3 separate regions of the Homo sapiens genome follow, and all the other regions are linked to region 2. A link is a contact called in ENCODE Hi-C or POLR2A ChIA-PET data. All regions are on one chromosome and are shown on one strand. The core of a region is the stretch at or near the end of the contact, and the rest is flanking DNA. Distances in the headings are between cores, read along the strand shown.

Region 1 (3,581 bases), core at 159-2,658, 3.5 Mb before region 2:
GTAGCTAGAATTACAGGCTTACACCACCACATCCAGCCACTTTTTGTATTTTTAGTAGAGACGGGATTCACCATGTTGGCCAGGCTGGTCTCAAACTCCTGACCTCAAGTAATCCACCCACCTCAGCCTCCCAAAGTGCTGGGATTACAGGTGTGAGCCACCGCGCTCACCCATGAACAAATCTTAAAAGATGGGTGAGGTTGGGATTGGCAGAGGGCAGGAAACAAGAATTCCAGGTAAGACCCCTGGAAAGAGACAGGAGCTAGGAATAAACATTTTTACGTGTTGTGGAGAATAAACCTGTATGTATTTAAGTCTCTCTCTGTGTGTGTGTGTGTGTGTGTGTAGATGTATGCACAAGCAGTGAGAAGTCTGGCTTGATTAGGGAAGGTTTACATTGCATGAGAGCTAAGTTCAACTAGAGTGAGGTCAGATTATAAAAGATCTTACTGCAGCTAGAAGTGTGCACTTGATTCCATAGACTCCAGAAAGGTACTGCAGGTTCTTGAGCAAGGGTGTGCTTAAGTTTAGTAAAACTGAAAATCTCCATCAATCTCAGTTGAAATATAGGAAGCAAAAGACAGTGATTTGAAATTTGTCTGTGCTTGGGCTGTGGGGAGCATGAACCCCAGAATCTTGGTGCAGTAATGGAATTGGGAATTGAAATGAGAGGACTCCGAGAGAGGAAGTGAGAGTGCAACGGAAGGCATGAGGACTTGTACAGCTGTCATCTTTCCTATCTTTAGGGGCTTTTGATTTTCCAAACTTGGAAAGTCATGTGCTTTGCTTTAGAAAGAGTCTTCGAGGCCTGGCACGGTGGCTCACGCCTATAATCCCAGCACTGTGGGAGGCCAAGGCAGGCAGATCACCTGAGGTCAGGAGCTCGAGACCAGCCTGACCAACATGGTGAAACCCCATCTCTACTAAAAATACAAAAAATTAGCCGGCCGTGGTGGCAGGTGGCTGTATTCCCAGCTACTTGGGAGGCTGAGACATGAGAATCACTTGAAACGGGGAGGCAGAGGTTGCAGTGAGCTGAGATGGTGCCACTGCACTTCAGCCTGGGAAACAGCAAAACTGTGTCTAAAAAAAAAAAAAAAAAAAAAAAAAGGAAGTCTTAGAAAGTTCCTTTAAAGTGCTGTACCATGAAATCCATATTTGAAGGCCAGTAGTCTCCTGGATTGGAGTGGGAAGAACCGGGGGTAGAAAGCCCCACTGCCCAATGCCAGTAGCACCTGTTGAGTCCAAAGGCCATATCTGCGAGCATGAGCTGAAGCTTCCTCTTGAGGAAAGGAGTGACTGCCGTGGTGAAGGCTGTGGTTTCAGAGTCAGAGGATAGAGCTCCATTCCTGGCTTGGTGGCTGACTCCATCCATGAACCTGGCTGAGTCACTTCCCTCCATATGCCTGTTTTCCCTTCTGTGGAATGCAGCAGAACGTCTTTTCCACCTGCTTTCACAGAAGACAGAATCAGCTAAAAGAAAAAGAAATTTTCATCAGGTACTTGTAAGCAAAGGGGGTGAGGCCTGGGCTGAAGCAAAGCCTGGGACGTCTGTAGCCCATAGGGGCCAGCTTTGACATGAACATGGGGGCCAGGTTTGACGTGGCCTGCTCTTGACATCAGAAGGCCATGGAGAGGATGTAACTATTAAACAACATAAACAAATGTTACCCCAGAGAGCCTGGGTTCTGGGAATATGAACAGGGACTCCTGACCAAAATTCCAGGTCTCCAAGTTCCCCTTGAGGAGTCATGAGGATTAGACAGGGTGAATCACCACACCCAGTGTCTGTCTTGGAGACCTAAACCCAGATATGAACTTCAGCAAAGGAAGGGGCTGATTCAAATAGCATGGGGGTTGTAGCCAGAGCAATATAAGATGTTCCCCTGGGTCCTTATGGGACCAAGAAACAGTTTTGCCCAAGACTTTGGATGCTGTTCTAGTTCTGAGGTCAGTGGCAGGTCAAAGCCATAGCTGGCCTCCATGGAGTCAGCACAGTAGCCTCTGGTCTGGAAGACTATGTGGAAAAAGAAGTTCAGAAGAGTGTGGGCTCAGAAATAGAGTCAGTATTCTCCCTAGAGCCTGTATTATTTCTCAGTCCAACCCTACATAAGTGGAAGGCAGAGAGATAGCCAGCTCTTCAGAGCTTGGAAGAAACCAGAGGGTGCAGGAGAAAGAACCATGTTGGCTGCTCAGCTGCAAGGGTGATTTTGCCACCACAGGGAAACACCAGCTCTCAGAGCTGGGAGAGGTGGGGTCTCAGGGGGAGAAGCAGACCCTGGAGCCTGAAACACTCAGGCATCTGGAGTATTGTGTTCAAAAACGATCTCACCTATGACCTCTCACCCATTAGGATGGCTATTATCAAAAGTAAAAAGAAAAGAAAAAGTGTTGGTGGTCGGGCTTAGTGGCTCACACCTGTAATCCCAGTACTTTATTTTCTTTTTGAGATGGAGTCTCGCTGTGTCACCGAGGCTGGAGTGCAGTGACAAAATCTCAGCTAATCGGAACCTCCACCTCCCAGGTTCAATTGATTCTCATGCCTCAGCCTCCCAAGTAGCTGGGATTACAGATGCACACCACCACACCCAGCTAATTTTTGGATTTTTAATAGAGACGGGGTTTCACCATGTTGGCCAGGCTGGTCTTGAGCTCCTGACCTCAAGTGATCCGCCCACCTTGGTCTCCCAAAGTGCTGGGATTACAGGTGTGCGCCACCGTGCCTGGCCTCAATCCCAGTACTTGAGGAGGCCAAGGTGGGAGGATCACTTGAGCCTAGGAGTTTGAAGCTGCGGTGAACTATGATCATGCCACTGCACTCTGGCTTGGGTGACAGAGTAAGACCCCGTCTCAAAAAAAAAAAAAAAAAAAAGGGCACTGGTGGGAATATGGAGAAATTGGAACTCTTGTGCATTGCTGGTGGGAATGTAAAATGATGCAGCCACTGTTGAAAACATTTTGGTAGTTCCTAAAAAAGTTAAACATAGAATTACCATATGATCAAGCAATTCTGCTCCTAGGTATCTACCCAAAAGAATTGAAAGCAGGAACTCAAACAGATATTTTTATACCCATGTTCATAGCAGCATTATTCACAACAGCCAAAAGGTGGAAGCAACCCAAGTGTCCATCAATGGATGAATGGATAAACAAAGCTTGGCATATACATATATGACATATTATTTAGTCTTAAAAAGGAAGGAAATTCTGGGCTGGGCACAGTGCTTCATGCCTGTAATCCCAGCACTTTGGGAAGCCAAGGCAGGCGGATCACTTGAGGTCAGGAATTCAAGACCAGCCTGGCCAACATGGTAAAACCCTGTCTCTACTAAAAATACAAAAATTAGCTGGCCATGGTGGTACACACCTGTAATCCCAGCTACTCAGGAGGCTGAGGCAGGAGAACGGCTTGAACCTGGGAGGCAGAAGTTGCAGTGAGCCAAGATCACGCCACGGCACTTCAGTCTGGGTGACAGAGCAAGACTCTGTCTCAAAAAAAAAAAAAAAAAAAAAAAAAACCAGGAAATTCTGATACCTGCTACAACATGGATGACCCTTGAAAACATTATGCTAAGTGCAAT
Region 2 (3,733 bases), core at 178-2,677:
AGCACCAAAAGAAGACAAAGTTCTGAAGTTAAAAAGGAGGCCCCGTTCCCTTCAATAAGGCTCCTCAAAATCGCTTTCCAGGCTCCTCCCTCTGGAGGACAGCCCAGTTAGGGCACAGACAACCTTTGAGCTCTCTTCCCGTGACCAAGCTTCACCTCTACCCCAGTATTACTTATTTGTAAACAGTTCCTGGTCATGCTTTGAAAAGCAATGCCAGGGAACCACCCTCTCTCTGGATTGCCTCTCTCTAGCCCCTTCCACAGGATCAAGCAACCACCCCACCCAACTGGGGTGTCCTTGACAAAGGTCCTTCAATCCATTTCCAAAGGCGTCGCTGCCGAAAGACACCCTACCTTAAGGCTGTCAGCACCCTACCACCCCCACCTACTTTCCCTTGGCTATTACTTGAGCTTTATTTTATCACGCTCTCCTCCCGGCCTGGGGACTCCCCTCACCCGTGGGGCCTCGTCCAGCAAAGTAAACAATGCTGTCAAAGCGGGATAACGCTGGGCGAGGCTTCCAGACTCCGCATTCCAGCCTCCTCCCGGTGTTCTAAAAGCAGCAAAAACAAGCCATCGCAGGATGCCAGGGCCGAATTCCTCTCCCAAAGTTCTTTTTTAAAAAGCCCCGGAGCCAGCTCCAAAATCAAGCATTAATTTGCACAATCTACGACAGGCAATGCAGACTGTAATGCAAGGCCAAGTGGAGCCAAATCCGCCCGGGAAGGAGGCAGAGAGGAGAGAGAGAACTGGGTCGAATGCGTAAGCCTGCCACGAAGCGGAAACAAGAGCTCTTTTTCGCGACAGGACAGCCACATTCCCGAGTGGGGCGCGCGCCGACTCGAGCTGCGGGCAAGAGCGAACACGAAGTAAAGGGTCCCGAACGCTCGGGCGGGCCCAAGGGCAGCGTCCCCGGGGCTTCGGTGGAGCTGGGGGCGGGGGCGAAGCGGCCGGGCACCGAGGCGCCGAGGAGTTAGAGGACCGCGGCGGGACACCGGGCGCGGCGGACGGCTGGCCGGCGCTCACCTCCCGGTGTGGTGGAGAAGAGCGTCCCCCCGGGCGTGGTGCAATAGTCATGAGGTAGCTGCGCGGCGTCGCTGATGGCCACGGTGCGGGTGGGGATGGCGCGGCTCTGGCTGGGCTGGTGGCCGCTGCCGGCTGACGAGGACATGGCTGTGGGCGCGGGCTCTCGGCTTTGTCCGGCGGGCAGGCGGCGGCGGCGGGGCCGGGGCTGCTTCGGCTCCTCAGGCGGACGGAAAAGCGCGCTCTGCGCGCTCCTCGCTCGCTTCCTCCCGTTCCCTCGTCCCGCTCCGCTCCCGCCGCCGCCCTCTCAGCCGCCGCCGCCGCCGCCGCTCGATCCTCCGGCCTCAGCCAGCAGCCTCAGGAGCAACAGCAGCGGCAGCAGCGGCGACGACGACGACCGGAAGCGGGCGAAGGCGGGAGCCAGAGGGAGTTGGGGAAGCTGGTCGGCCGGAGGTGACGTCGCCGCGGGGCGGGGCGAGGCAGTGAGGGGCGTGGCTGAAGTTGTTGAAGGGGGCGGGGACGAGGGGCAGGGCTGAGGAAGAGAGTGGCTTAACCCCAGCGAGCGGGAGAAGAGCCAGAGGGAGCGCGAGCTAAGTGTTTGTGAGCCTGGTGAAGGCGGACAAGGAAAACTTTCTTCTTATTGTTTGTCATTGTCGGTTAACACCACTTTACTTGAGCAGACTTGAGTTTCTCATGCATTCCTATGCATTAAAAATGTAATTTTACTTTTAATTGTTCATTATTAATTCAGGCACTACATGCACGATGTACTGTATTTTAAAAATCAAACAGAGCAGAAAGGTTTATGGTGCCACTTTCTCCCAGTTTCCGAACTCCCCTCAACCGCTGTACCAGTTAATTGTGTATCCTTCCAAAGACCATCACTATATACACACATAAAGCAAGATCTAAACATTAGGAAAAGGAAGAAACCAAGAGCCACTCATGGCAACAAGAATGAGTATTATTGTATTAGAGTTAAAATGAGGCACAGGAGAGGGCTTAGACCATGAGGTACCTGAAAAATCTAGATCTGGAACTCTATTCTTTCCTCGAGGGGTTCTCAAACTTTGGGTCTCAGTACCTCTACATTCTTGAAAATTATTGAGGATTTCCAAGAGCTTTTGTTTGTGTGGATTATATGTATTGATAATTATTGTATTAGAAATTAAAACTGAGCCGCTGCTGATCACTAGTGGGATTGTACCTGTGAATAGCCACTGCATTCCGGCCTGGGCAACAGAGTGAGGCCCTGTCTCTAAAAAACAACAACAACAACAACAACAAAAAACAAATTAAAACTGAGAATGTTTTAAATGTTTATTAATTCATAAAATAATAACCTATTACATGTTGACATTATATTTTTTAATTATCTAAAACAAATAGTGAGAACAGTGGCATTATTTTATATTTTTGCAAACGCTTTAATATCTGGCTTAATAGAAAACAGCTGTATTCTCATATCTGTTTCTGTGTTCAAGCTGTTGTAATGTGTTGATTCAACTATATGAAGAAAACCCAGCCTCACACAGGTATGTAGTTAGAAAAGAAGGTTGTCTCAGATCCCCGAGGGGCTCTCCAGATCACACTTTGAGAACCGCTGCACTAGGGCAGCACTACTTCTGCCCACAACATGCCCAAGGTGGGACTGGGAAGACACTCATGGGTAAGGCCAACATAGCTACCATCATTCCCATTTTGCAAATGAGAGAAATAAGGGTAAGAGAGGTTGAGGGGAAAACAGCTATTGCTTCACTGCTCAGAGGGTCAAACAGGTGCTTGGCAAGAACATAGACAAAAGAACTTACAACAGCCCAGGGCAGGCCAGGGCATTACATGGTACTGATTTTGTGGTGAGTGCCCCAAGAATCCAGAAAAAAAAGTCCCCTGCCTGTCCTGCCATCTGGAAGCTGCCAGAGTTGCAGAGGGCTGAGTTTAACCTTGAAAGACTCTGAGACTTTGGACATGCCAACAGAGACACTTCTAGTGGAAGGAAAGGGGAAGATACTAGTTTACATTTGTGTAGAGCTTACAGTGTGTGGTTGATAAAGTGCATCAGTCCAGTAGGGGCACAGTAACTCACACCTATAATCTCAGCAATTTGGGAAGCTCAGGTAAGAGGATGGCATGAAGCCAGGAGTTCAAGACCAGCCTGGATAAAAAAGCGAGACCCTCCTCTCACATTTCTACAAAAATAAAAATAAATAAAAAATTATCCAGACATGGTGGTGTGCACCTATAGTCCCAACCTACTCAGGAGGCTAAGGCAGGAGGATCTCTTTAGCCCAGGAGTTCAAGGCTATAGTGAGCTACGATTGTGCCACTGCACTCCAGCCTAAAAAGACCCTGTCTCTAAAAAAGTTAGTTAATTAATTAAAAAATAAAGTGCATCACTCTTTGAACTGTCTTTATTTACAAATTTTGGGGGTGTTCTGGGGACAGTGAGGTGGGTCCCTTCTGGCCAGAGCAAAGGGTAAAGATGGCACAAAAAAGTTAAGCTGGGCGCAGTGGCACACGCCTGTAATCCCAGCACTTTGGGAGGCCGAGGTAGGCAGATCACCTGAGGTCAGGAGTTCGAGACCAGCCTAGCCAACATGGTGAAACCCCATCTCTACAAAAATACAAAAAAAAAAAAAAAGTTAGCCGGACGCGGTCGCGCATGCCTGTAGTCCCAGCTACTTGGGAGACTGAGGCTGGAGAATCGCTTG
Region 3 (3,621 bases), core at 476-2,975, 4.4 Mb before region 2:
AACCCCAAACATACTTGGTTCGTTGGTCTTCATTTCCTATTTCCCACATCTGTAATTCTTTATCACTACCCCTTCACAACTTCTGTCTAACACTCTCTTTAACACGTCCCAACACCTTCTACCAATTACAGGGCTTAAACTCCTTCATGGGGCATAGGACACCATTTGTAATCTAACCCCTCCTCTGCCTTTGCCTGGTCATCTCCTACCACTCCCTGCACTCTGCCCACAGCAAAGTACTAGCAAATTCAAAGCTATGCAAAATGTCCTATCCCAAGGTATGGTGCATGTCTCTTCCTGGGATACCCTGCTGCCGGACACTCCCTTGAAGACTCCAGATCAAGTTTAACATAATGAATCCAGCGTATCACGGGTCGCCATAGCTCACGTCTGTAATCCCATCAGTCAGGCAGAGGTGGGCAGATCACTTGAGGCCAGGAGTTCGAGACCAGCCTGGGCAACATAGTGAGACCCTTTTCTCATTTTTATAAAAAATAATAAATACAGCCTATCAAACAACTTGTCTCCCAAACTAACACCTTTCTCTGCCCCATCCTCACCCCTGGCACAGTCCACCAAATCACATTCACCGAAAATTACTGTACAGCTCCACCCACTTTCTTCACACCTGCCGCCTTGTCCCACCCCTACCAATCCCTTGTCCCCAGGAGATTTTCTGCCACAGATTTTGCAAGTTCTAAGCAGCCTCTCTCCCCTTCCTTCATATTTAAGTTTGCTCTGCTGTCTTAGCATCATCTTTCAGAAACTCTCCCAAGCACAACCATCCCATCCTTCCACGTTTTTAAAAAATACTTCATACCCCAAAGCTAGCAAACCTCCTTCTTATTCCAACATGCGATCCACCCAGATACCTCTTTCCCATCACTGCAATCGTACCTGCTCCTCACATGCGCCTCAATGCCTCCCCAAACCCCTCAACGCCTCCCCAAACCCAACACTCTGCACCGCTTCAACTCTACTCCACATCCACCACACCCAAACCCACCTACTCTGCGCCCAGACAACTGCAATCTCGCCTTCGGTATCATCTCACCTGCCCTCACACACCCCTCGGTCCGCCTTCCACTTCTCTCAAATTGCATCCCTCCCTAACTCTCCCTCTGCACCTGCTTCTACACCTTCAGCTTCTCCTCCCACCCAACCCTCACTAGTCTTCCTCACACCCTCGCCGGCCCCCCACCGCTCCTACCAGTTCACTCCCACTCAGAAATTCCCTCTCAGCCCCCGCCTTCCGACTCCCCGAACCCCGCCCCCACCCGATCCCGCCCCGCCCCCCTCCGCCCTCGAGCCCCGCCCCCTTGCCCTAGAGCCCTGCCGAGGGGCGGGGCCTGTCCCTCCTCCCCTTTCCCCCGCCCCCTACCGTCACGCTCAGGGGCAGCCTGACCCCGAGCGGCCCCGCGGTGACCCTCGCGCAGAGGCCTGTGGGAGGGGCGTCGCAAGCCCCTGAATCCCCCCCCGTCTGTTCCCCCCTCCCGCCCAGTCTCCTCCCCCTGGGAACGCGCGGGGTGGGTGACAGACCTGGCTGCGCGCCACCGCCACCGCGCCTGCCGGGGGCGCTGCCGCTGCCTGAGAAACTGCGGCTGCCGCCTGGAGGAGGTGCCGTCGCCTCCGCCACCGCTGCCGCCGCCGCCAGGGGTAGGAGCTAAGCCGCCGCCATTTTGTGTCCCCCTGTTGTTGTCGTTGACATGAATCCGACATGACACTGATTACAGCCCAATGGAGTCTCATTAAACCCGAGTCGCGGTCCCGCCCCGCCGCTGCTCCATTGGAGGAGACCAAAGACACTTAAGGCCACCCGTTGGCCTACGGGTCTGTCTGTCACCCACTCACTAACCACTCTGCAGCCCATTGGGGCAGGTTCCTGCCGGTCATCTCGCTTCCACATAAACACACCCCTCGACCCATCATCCCCCCCTCCGGCACCACCCCGGGGGAGGGTCCACTGCCAATACCAATCAACAGACCGCTGGGTCCGCCTCTTCCGGGCACCTATTGGTCCAGCCCTTTTTCTCTCTCCTAGATACCGCGCCACCTCTACTTCCACCTACCCGCCCCCTCCACCTCTAGGAAAGGATTGGGTCTACTCGCAGCAGAGGAGCGTAGCCTTATTGGCTGCAGACGACGCCAATCAGGAGGCCTTTTCCCTCTCCCCTCCCCCACTCAACCCCAAACCCCCTAGCCCGCAGCTAAAGTTTGTGTGAGAGCTGATCGCTGGCGGCGGCCGCAGGATTTAGGGGTGGGCGCGGGCGGGCGCGCGCGGGCGGGCACGCGAAGTTAAAATTCGAGGTTCTCAGTCGCCAGCTCCTTCGGTGGAGTGTGCGGACGGGCGCGCCGCCCGGAGCGTTCCATCCCGCCCCCTCCTCCACCCTCTCTCCCGTCCCGTCCCGTCCCGGGCGACTACTCGCCCGCCCCCTGGCTCGCATCCTTCCCCCCCCAACACACCCCTACCCTGCCAGCCCCAGGCCGGGTGCAGGCAGAACGATGTCGCTGCAGCCTCCTCGCCATCCCATGCCTCGGGGGAGCAAGCCCCTACCCACCGGGCGTGCACCCCCCGGCTCCACACTCGCCCGTGTCTGCAAGCACGTGCACCGCTCGCCGCTGCCTCCGGCCACCCGGGTCCCCGGCTAACCTCGCCTGCAGCCCGGCCAATCGCTCGCTGCCCTTTGTTGCTGCAGCCTGGGTCTCCCCGCTGCCTTCCTCAGCCTCCGCCTCGTCCTTTGCCAGCCGCCCGGGTCCGCAGCGCCGCGCTCCCCCCGCCCGGGACCCACCGCCGCCGCCTCCTTCTCCTCCTCCGCCTCCTCCTCCTCGGCTCCGGGCTGCAGCGCACAGAGCCCGAGGCAGCGCCGCCCAGCCCCGCTCCCCCCGCGCCGCCCGCCAGCCCGCCCGGCCTGGCCGGGGGCGCAGCCCGGACCCCGCCCGCCCCAGTCTCCGCCCCGGGGGTACCTGCCTCCGCCCCGGGGGGCTCCTCTCGCCGCCCTCGGGGGAGGGCGGAGACGCTGGTGTCCGCGGGAGGATGGGGACGCCTGGGCCGTTTGGGGCGGGGAGTGTGCCCGCCAGGGCTGGGACTGAGGTGCGGTCCTCGCCAACGCGTCCCCACTCCCGTCGCTGTGGGCCCCAAACTTCGTCCTTCGCCCAGGCTTTGCGCCTTCGGGCGATCGCGGCAGTTTTGGGGTGGGGGACGCCTCGGGAGCTGTGTCTACCCTGATCGGGAGGAAGAGGGAGCAGTGACATTCAGCGACTGCGGACAGGGCACGGCGGCGGCATCCTTGTGTGGGAGTGGGGATGTCAGACGCGGGCTGGAGGGGGAAGCTGCCCCCCAGGATGCTCTCTCCCTGCCTGCGAGGAGCTGGCGAGCTCAGCCGCGTTCTGGGTGCTTTCTTGGGCGGTGCAGGCGGATGGCAGAGGGGCTGAGGCGGGAGGGGGGCGGGGAAGACCGCTGGGGGGCCCTTCCCCCCCTCTCTTTTAGCCAGCGCTGTAAGGAAGGCTGATGGCGAAGTTCGGTTTTCCAGGCTTCCCCTGGGCCCCCCGAGTTCCTGAGGCCCACTTGAGGGAGACTGGGGGCTCCTCTGGCCGCCCAGGCGAGGCCACTCTGACGCTGCC

Evidence for each region. Hi-C counts contacts between places; a loop is a spot of excess contacts on that map. ChIA-PET counts read pairs that join two places held with the same protein, here RNA polymerase II (POLR2A). Pooled maps may share reads with other maps.
Region 1: POLR2A ChIA-PET joins it to region 2 with 11 read pairs in RWPE1. The contact joins the enhancer-like site here to the promoter of EIF4EBP2 in region 2. POLR2A ChIA-PET finds 5 or more read pairs at or near these places in 2 of 52 experiments (PC-9 and RWPE1).
Region 3: a map of CD4-positive, alpha-beta memory T cell shows a loop between it and region 2 (12-fold over the local background). The contact joins the promoter of KAT6B here to the promoter of EIF4EBP2 in region 2. A Hi-C loop is called at or near these places in 1 of 168 maps with a recorded cell type or tissue (CD4-positive, alpha-beta memory T cell) and 4 of 50 pooled maps. POLR2A ChIA-PET finds 5 or more read pairs at or near these places in 1 of 52 experiments (naive thymus-derived CD4-positive, alpha-beta T cell).

What each region holds. Positions count from the first base shown.
Region 1 is chr10:73,897,343-73,900,923 of GRCh38, reverse strand. No RefSeq gene overlaps it. Among named protein-coding and RNA genes, the nearest start is that of PLAU, 12 kb to the left of the region's middle. Within about 2 kb of position 1,408, at least 8 of the 41 ENCODE cell types and tissues checked have a DNase peak (open chromatin) inside an H3K27ac peak, as active enhancers do; they include PC-9, where a contact is called at or near this core.
Region 2 is chr10:70,401,839-70,405,571 of GRCh38, reverse strand. It overlaps EIF4EBP2 (eukaryotic translation initiation factor 4E binding protein 2), which reads right to left and starts at 1,427. Exons shown (of 3, transcript NM_004096.5): 1 at 1,026-1,427. The coding sequence starts at 1,170. RefSeq lists silencers at 1,126-1,335, 1,366-1,555.
Region 3 is chr10:74,824,704-74,828,324 of GRCh38, reverse strand. KAT6B (lysine acetyltransferase 6B) reads right to left here and starts at 1,725. Exons shown (of 18, transcript NM_012330.4): 1 at 1,540-1,725. RefSeq lists silencers at 1,260-1,659, 2,350-2,549, 2,660-2,759, 2,870-3,039, 3,550-3,599 and enhancers at 1,875-2,646, 2,647-3,418.